Linked DNA regions of Homo sapiens: region 1 is linked to region 2. A link is a loop called in an ENCODE intact Hi-C map of the cell type or tissue named here. Cell type or tissue: adrenal gland. All regions are shown on one strand. Each heading gives the region's core, and the rest is flanking DNA. Links, peaks and the distances in the headings are about the cores only.

Region 1 (4,337 bases), core at 1-4,000, 290 kb before region 2:
GCCGGGTATGGTGGCACACACCTGTGGTCCCAGCTACTTGGGAGACTGAGGCAGGAGAATTGCTTGAACCCAGGAGGTGGAGGCTACAATGAGCTGTGATCATGCCACTGCACTCTAGCCTGGGGCAACAGAGTGAGACCCTGTCTCTAAAAAAAAAAAATAAAGGCCAGGCACGGTGGCTCACACCTACAATCCCAGCACTTTGGGAGGCCGGGACAGGCGGATCACCTGAGGTCAGGAGTTCAAGACCAGCCTGGCCAACATGGTGAAACCCCATCTATACTAAAAATATAAAAATCAGCCGGGCATGGTGGCACACACCTGTAATCCCATCTACTCAGGAGGCTGAGACAGGAGAATCACTTGAACCCTGAAGGTGGAGGTTGCAGTGAGCCGAGATCGCGCCACTGCTCTCCAGCCTGGGCAACAGAGCCAGACTCCGTCTCAAAAAAAAAAAAAAAACCGAGGGTGCCTAGAAGGTGCAAATGTGTGAATGGCCACTGTGAAGAGCCGGTGGACCCTGCCACGTGCCTTTTTCCCCTCCCATCAACCTCTTTTGTGCTTCCCCCTCCATGTACCACCTTCTCCATAACCACCCCTGGCCTCACAACTCTCTCCTTTGGCACTATCGTCTCCTTTTTTTTGTTTGTTTTTTTGGAGTAGATGAGGTCTCCTTATGTTGCCCAGGCTGGTCTCAAACTCCTGGGCTTTTTCCTGCTTTTTGGCTGCCTTCTCTTCCATCGTTTCCATTTGTTCCTCTTGCTCCTCCTCTCACCCGCTGACCTTCCCCACACCTTCGTCCTTGACCGCAGGGTCCTGGATATGCCCACCCAAGAACTGGGCCTCCCCGCCTACCGCAAGTTTGACATTGAGGCCTGGATGCCAGGCCGAGGCCGCTTTGGAGAGGTGAGCCCTGTGCCGCTGGGGACGGGGTGGGCAGGAGGACAGGCCTGCCCCCCATCCCTGATCCGCTCAGCCTGCCGCTCCTCCACCCCAGGTCACCAGTGCTTCCAACTGCACAGACTTCCAGAGCCGCCGCCTCCACATCATGTTCCAGACCGAGGCTGGGGAGCTGCAGTTTGCCCACACGGTGAGGCCCGCACAGCCTCCTGCCCGCGTGCCCTCGCCCGCAGCCTCTGCCGCCCTAGACCCACCCACCTTGGCTCCTCCCCGGGCTCAGCTTGGGGTGGGCGCCAGTTCCGAGCATGGCTGTCTCACAGGTGAACGCCACCGCCTGTGCTGTCCCCCGCCTTCTCATCGCGCTCCTGGAGAGTAACCAGCAGAAGGTGAGGGGCTGAGGGGCCCACCCAGAGAGGCAGCTCAGCGCCGGGGAGGGCTGGGGCATCTGCAGTGTCCTGAGGTCTGCTCTGTCCCCAGGACGGCTCAGTGCTCGTGCCCCCTGCCCTCCAGTCCTACCTCGGCACTGATCGGATCACAGCCCCTACCCACGTGCCTCTCCAGTACATCGGCCCCAACCAGCCCCGGAAGCCTGGGCTGCCTGGCCAGCCTGCTGTAAGCTAAGAACCCACCCACAGCAGCCCTCGGGGGTGTCACTGCTTCCTGGAGTTCAGGAGACCCCGGACACCTGGGACCTGTGTTGCTGAGCCCGTCCTGACATCTGTGTTCTTCCTGTCAGCTCCACGCCCGGGCCCCTGGACCACGGGGTCCACCTCTCCTCTGTCCTTGCTGCCTCAGAGTCAGTCACTGACCCTGTTATCATTGAGGGTCCCAGTGGGAAGCAGGACGTCTGGGCTTTACGGTTCTAGGGACAGGAGAAGCAGAGGAAGAGGCTTCCATCCCTCCTTCCTTCTTTCCTCCTACAGTGCTGAGCAAAAAGTCCCCAATAAATGGTCAGGACAAAGGCCTCTGTGGATCTGTGAACAAGGGAGATGCCTGGCTCTCTAGGAGCTGCTGAGCAGCCGCTTGGAGGCACTATCCTCAAAGGGTCTGTGGCTGCAAAGACCATGGCTGGAAGTGCCTAGCCACCCCCCAGTGCACATGGAGGCTGGCCTGGGGCCACCAGGGTTGCTGAGAGGATGCTGAATTCTCTCCCCTTCCTCTGGGACAAGCCAGAACAGAGTCACCCTCTGAGGGTTCCTTCGAGCTGACCCCAGCCCCAGCCTCACCCCTCAGTCCCCAGCTCCCCATGCAGCTGTCCCTTCTGCAGCTCCAGGTAGGGGCCCAGTGGGCATCCCAAACTCAGGGAAGCTACCTGGTCCTCTGATCACTTGGCCTGCACCTGCTCCTCCTCAGGCATGCCCATCCCAGCACATTCTCCCGGCTGCCCAGGCCACAGCCCTTCGGGTTAGCCTCGACTTTTATCTCATATCCACTCCACTTCATTAGCAACCCTGGCAACACCGCCTTCAGAATATTTCCAGAATCTGGCCAGGTACAGTGGCTCACGCCTGTAATCCCAGCACTTTGGGAGGCTAAGGCAGGCGGATCACCTGAGGTCAGTTCAAGACCAGCCTGGCCAACATGGTGAAACCCCATCTCTACTAAAAATACAAAAATTAGCTGGGCGTGGTGGCGCACGCTTGTAATCCCAGCTACTCGGGAGGCTGAGGCAGGAGAATCACTTGAACCTGGGAGGCGGAGGTTGTGGTGAGTGGAGATCGCGCCACTGCACTCCAGCATGGGCTACAGTGCGAGACTCCATCTAAAAAAAAAAAGAGCTGGGTGTGGTGGCGGGCACCTGTAATCCCAGCTGCTTGGGAGGCTGAGGCAGAATTCTTGAACCCGGGAGGCAGAGGTTGCAGTGAGCTGGGATCACACTACTACACTCCAGCCTGGGTGACAGAGCGAGACTCTGTCTCAAAAAAGATTTCCAGACTCTGCCTACTGTTCTCTCCTCCCTGACCCCACCTGGGCCCTGCTCCCCGATCCCTCCCCTTTGGTTAACCCTGGAAGCCTCTTCACTGGCTCCCTGTTCTCCATCCTCGCCACACAGCCAGAGGGACCTGTGAGCACCTCAGCTGGGTGTCCCACCCCTGCTCAGAGGTCTCCTGTGGCTTCGTCTCAGAGTAAAAGGGTAAAGTGGTCATCGAGGCCCCTAAGACCCCACCTGAGCTGCTCCACCTTCCTCTTCAGCCCATCTTTCTGTCTTGTTTGGTCCACCCGACCCGCCTTGACATTGAAACTCTCCAAACTCCTTCCTGACTCGTGCACTTACATTGGTGAGTCTCCCTCTCTGGCTGTCTCTCCCCTAGATGGTGTGTGCTGGCCTCCATCTTGTCACTCAGGCCTTAGCTCAAATGTCACCTCTTCCAAGAAGTCTTCCGTGACCACAGTAAAACCCCCCCAGCACTCAGTACCTACATCTGAGATACTTTTTTTTTTTTTTTTTTTTTTTTTTGAGATGGAGTCTCACTGTCCCAGGCTGGAGTGCAGTGGTGTGATCTCGGCTCACTGCAACCTCTGAGAGATTCTTTTGCCTCAGCCTCCCGCATAGCTGGGATTACAGGGAGGTGCCACCATGTCCGGCTAATTTTTTGTATTTTTAGTAGAGGCAGGGTTTCGCCATGTTGACCAGGCTGGTCTTGAACTCCTGACCTCAGGTAATGCACCTGCCTTGGCCTCCCAAAGTGCTGGGATTACAGGCATGAGCCACCACGCCCAGCCTGAGATACTATATTTTTGATGCATTTCTGCCTTCTTTCCTTAATATGTATTGATGTGTGTCAAATACCAGCTCCAGGAGGGCAGAGGTATCCACCCATTGGCTCAGGGCTGTAGCCTCAGGTCTAAAAGAGGACCTGGCATGTAGTAGATGCTCAACAAAAATTACTGCACTGAAGATGCTTGGACGTGTGCCGTTCCCAGTACCAGGCACTTCCCTAAACACTGTACACACAACTATTTAATCCTCACTGTCCAACTGTAGAGTAGGTTGTCACCAACCCTATTTACAGTGAGGAAACAGGTCTTAGAGAAGTTAAGCGGTTATCCTGGGCTGCACAGCTGGCACGTGGTGGAGCTGGGGCTTAGGCCAGAAGCCAACTGCAGCCTCTGAGGAAGCGGGTTTATGAGACCCACTCTCAGCCAAGCATAGTGGCTCACCCACGCCTGTAGTCCCAGCACTTCAGGAGGCCCAAGTGGGCGGATCATTTGAGGTCAGGAGTTTCAGACCAGTCTAGGCAACATAGCAAGAACCCCTCTCTACAAAAAATGAAAAAAATTACTGTGGCATGATAATGCAAGCCTGCAGTCCCAACTGATCTGGAGGCTGAGGCAGGAGGATCCCTTGTGTGAGAGTTTGAGGCACTGCACTCCAGCCTGTAACAAGACCCTGTGAGAAAACAGGCCCAGGAAGGGAAGGAGTTGCCTGGGGACCA
Region 2 (4,383 bases), core at 298-4,297:
CATGCCTGTAACCCCAGCCACTTAGGAGGCTGAGGCACGAGAATCAGTTGAACTCGGGAGGCGGCAGTTGCAGTAAGCCAAGATCGCGCCACTGCACTCCAGCCTGGGCAAGACTGAGACTCTGTCTCAAAAATAAAACAAAATAAAATAAAAAATACATATAAAATTTAGTTGGGCATGATGGCGTGTGCCTGTAGTACTAGCTACTCGGGAGACAGGAGAATCACTTGAACCCGGGAAGCAGAGGTTGCAGTGAGCCAAGATCGTGCCACTGTACTACAGCCTAGGCAATGGCGTGAGACTCCATCTCAAAAAAACCAAAAAACAAACAAACAAAAAACAACAAAAAAGACTGAGGGTATCAGAAGAGATAGGAGCCAGGAGGTGATCTAGCCTCCCACTTAGGGGGCTGCAGAAGTGGGGGGCCAGGTTCCAGTTAGAGCAAGAAGGGCAGAGCATGTCAGACAGGTAGAAGAGACGGAGAATTTCTCTTTCTTGAGACAGGGTCTTGCTCTGTTGCCCAGGCTGGAGTGCAGTGGTGTGATCACGGCTCACTCGCAGCCTCAAGCGATCCTCCCACCTTAGCCTCCTGGGTAGCTGGGAGTACAGGCACATGCCACCACACCCAATTAATTTTCAATTTTGTAGAGATGAAGTTTCACTATGTTGCTCAGGCTGGTCTGGAACTCCTGGCCTCAAGCAATCCTCCCACCTTGGCCTCCACAAGTACTGGAATCACGGGGGTGAGTCACTACACCCAGCCACTGGAGGACTTCTGATCAACGGTGTGTACTAGAGGGCTCAGTGGAAAGATGGGAGAAAGGGGAAAGGGTCGGCCTCAGCCTGTGGGCACGGGGATGACCTGTGAGTACCTGCTCCGCGAGAGGATGATAATTCCACAAACACACACATGCAGAGCACTGGGCCCACCGCCAAAGCAGGAAGCCAGTCAGTGTGCACCGTTGTTACTTTTAGCACTCAGCTCCACATGGCCCTGCCATCTCCCCTGCCCCTGGACCCCAGGGAAGTTACCCAGAAGGCCTGGAAATGGCAGGTCTCCAGCAGGTCCCCGAGGTACAAAATCTGTCGGATTGGCCGTTCTTCTTGCTGGGAGGAGGAAGCATTAAGGAAAACTGGCCTCGGAGCGTAAGGTTGGACCCCAGATCACCCCTCCCCACCTACCTTCTTCTGGCTGCTTTCTTCCAAAGCTTCAGCTCAGAAAAACAGCTGGAAAAGGAAGCCAGCTTATTTCTCCTGCAGGTGTATGCAGGAGAAAGGATGTTGGCTGCAGGACTGTTTGTAATGGCAAAAGATGAGAAATGACATGCCAGTCCTGGTGGCTCACGCCTGTAATCCTGGCACTTTGGGAGGCCAAGGCGGGTGGATCACCTGAGGTCAGGAGTTCGACACCAGCCTGGCCAACATAGCGAAACCCCATCTCTACTAAACATACGAAAAGCAGCTGGGTGTGGTGGCACGTGCCTATAGTCCCAGCTACTTGGGAGGCTGAGGCAGGAGAATCACTTGAACCCGGGAGGAGGAGGTTGTAGTGAGCCAAGATCACGCCTTTGCACGCCAGCCTGGATGACAGAGCAAGACTCCATCTCAAAAAAAAAGAAAATATTAACAAAAAAACCCTACTATTATTACTAATAAAATAAAACCTATAGGCTGGGCACGGTGGCTCACATCTGTAATCCTATCACTTTGGGAGGCTGAGGCGGGTGGATCACCTGAGGTCAGGAGTTCGAGAGCAGCCTGGCCAACATAGCAAAACCCCGTCTCTACTAAAAATACAAAAATTAGCTGGGCGTGGTAGCATGCATGCACCTGTGGTCCCAGCTGCTCAGGAGGCTGAGACAGAATAGCTTGAACCTGGGAGGTGGAAGTTGCAGGAAGCCGAGATCACGCCACTGCACTCCAGACTGGGTGACAGAGCAAGGCTCCGTCTCAAAAAAAAAATAAAATAAATAAAATAAAACAACAACAAAAAAAAACCCACCTTAAATCATTCCTATGTCAGGCTTCCTCTACCATTCCTGAAAGACAGCACCGAGCTCTGCTTCCTTTAGCCCATGAGTGTCCTCTCTGCCTGGATCACCTTTGCCTACCCCTCCACCTAACTCGTTATGTTTTAGATGTTCCCTCCTCCAGGAGGCCCTGGTTTATAGTTTCTAGTTAAAAATACAGAAGAGTGAACAGTGGCAAAATAGGTCTTCCCTTCCCTGTCTCACAGCCATCCTTCCTGGGAGGTAACAGTCATTTCCAATTCTTGGGTACCTTTCCACCTTTCCAGACATTGTTCTATAGAATGTAAATACAGATGGCTGTGTTCATGTCCACATATTCCCCCACCCAAATGGTCAGGTGCCTACTCTGGCTCTTCTTTTTTTTTTTGAGACAGAGTCTCACTGTGTCACCCAGGGTGGAGTGCAGTGGCGCAATCTCGGCTCACTGCAACCTCCATCTCCCAGCTTCAAGTGATCCTCCTGCCTCAGCCTCCTGAGTAACTGGGACTATAGGTGTGTGCCACTGTGCCTGGCTAATTTTTTGTATTTTAATAGAGATGGGGTTTCGCCATGTTGGCCAGGCTGGTCTCGAACTCCTGACCTCAGGTGATCCACCCACCTTGACCTCTCAAAGTGCCGGGATTAGAGGCCTGAGTCATTGTGCCCGGCTGCTGTGACTCTTGTAACCCAACCCTGACCACTCCAGTCTATCACTGACTCTTCACTGGACTGCGACAACTTTGTGAAGACAGGGCCCAGGACTGTCTCAGTCACCAGTGTCCCAGCACTGTCCAGCACCTTGCCACGCTGGACCAGAGCAGGCACTTGTTGTTTGTGGATACACCCACAGACCATCTCCCTGGGAATTCATGCACCTTGACTCTGACCCCTTCCCACACACCCCCCGGCCCCAGTGCTGGAAGGATACATGTGCCTGGTCGATCATGCACTTGCACAGGGTGAAGTCTGTGTGCGGCAAGTTGGTGAGGGCCTTCAGCAGGATCTGGGCGGTGACCGTGGTCTGAAAGAAGGCTGGGTTGAACTGGTACCTAAGAAAAAGAACAAGAGACGTGGCCACAGTGGCACCTCCAAGTCCCCAATCCTCACCAGGTGCCAGGCAGCTGCTTTATTCTGGAGTTTGGGAATTGGACATGCCTGGGTTCCAATCCCAGTCCCAGTGCTTCCCAGCTGTGTAACCTTCACCTCCCTGAGCCTACCTTTCTCCTCTGTGAACAGGGACAGTTAATGCTCACAACTACCCAATGGGGCAGACACTGCTAAGTGATTTATAAACAAATGAGAACAGCAGCAGTGGTCTGGAGTAGTGGCTAAGGAACCAGAGCCAGACTGCCTCGGTTTAAACTTCCCTGCTGAGTGACCTTGGACTGCTTATTTATGACACGAGGAGCAGAGAAGAGAGAGATTAAGAGGCACTGAAAGGCTGAGGAGCAGAGAAAGGAAACTGAGGGGCTGACGGTTTCCTCCCTTGCAAAAGAGGACAACAGAAGGTGGCGGTGGGGGTGGGTAGGTGGGTGGCTCAAGCCTGTAATCCCAGCACTTTGGGAGGCCGAGATGGGCGGATCACCTGAGATCAGGAGTTCGAGACCAGCCTGGCCAACATGACAAAGCCCCGTCTCTACTAAAAATACAAAAATTAGGCTGGGTGCAGTGGCTCACGCCTGTAATCCCAGCACTTTGGGAGGCCAAGGCGGGTGGATCACCTGAGGTCAGGAGTTCGAGACCAGCCTGGCTAACATGGCAAAACCCTGTCTCTACTAAAAATACAAAAATTAGCTGGGTATGGTGGTGCGTACCTGTTGCGGGAAGTCAGGGACCCCAAACGGAGGGACCGGCTGAAGCCATGACAGAAGAACGTGGATTGTGAAGATTTTATGGACATTTATTAGTTCCCCAAATTAATACTTTTGTAATTTCTTATGCCTGTCTTTACTGCAATCTCTAAACATAAATTGTAAAGATTTCATGGACACTTATCACTTCCCCAATCAATACCCTTGTGATTTCCTATGCCTGTCTTTACTTTAATCTCTTAATCCTGTCAGTTGAGGAGGATGTATATCGTTCCAGGACCCTGTAATAATTGCGTTAACTACAAAAATTGCACAACATGTGTGTTTGAGCAATATGAAATGTGGGCACCCTGGAAAAAGAACAGGATAACAGCAATTGTTCCGGGAATGAGAGAGAGAACCTTAAACTCTGACTGCCGGTGAGCCGGGCAGAACAGAGCCATATTTCTCTTCTTTCAAAAGCAAATGGGAGAAATATCGCTGAATTCTTTTTCTCAGCATGGAACGTCCCTGAGAAAGAGAATGCGCACCTAGGGGTAGGTCTCTGAACGGGCCCCCCGGGG

What was found. Peaks named below come from ENCODE experiments on the same cell type or tissue, not always from the same donor. Only the 100,000 strongest peaks of a DNase experiment are listed, where the experiment ranks them.
Region 1: it touches region 2 in a loop (2.5-fold over the local background); 10 of 110 quality-filtered maps call a loop at or near these places.

The regions. Positions count from the first base shown.
Region 1 is chr19:38,912,790-38,917,126 of GRCh38, reverse strand. SARS2 (seryl-tRNA synthetase 2, mitochondrial) reads left to right here. Exons shown (of 16, transcript NM_017827.4): 13 at 813-906; 14 at 998-1,090; 15 at 1,221-1,286; 16 at 1,378-1,861. The coding sequence ends at 1,521. Among named protein-coding and RNA genes, the nearest start is that of CCER2, 2.8 kb to the right of the region's middle. RefSeq lists an enhancer at 4,090-4,337. In adrenal gland, for the core only: no CTCF peak of the experiment used is centred there; no DNase peak of the experiment used is centred there.
Region 2 is chr19:38,622,752-38,627,134 of GRCh38, reverse strand. It overlaps EIF3K (eukaryotic translation initiation factor 3 subunit K), which reads right to left. Exons shown (of 8, transcript NM_013234.4): 3 at 2,938-3,058; 4 at 1,033-1,107. Among named protein-coding and RNA genes, the nearest start is that of EIF3K, 5.8 kb to the right of the region's middle. RefSeq lists enhancers at 2,907-3,408, 4,055-4,383. In adrenal gland, for the core only: no CTCF peak of the experiment used is centred there; no DNase peak of the experiment used is centred there.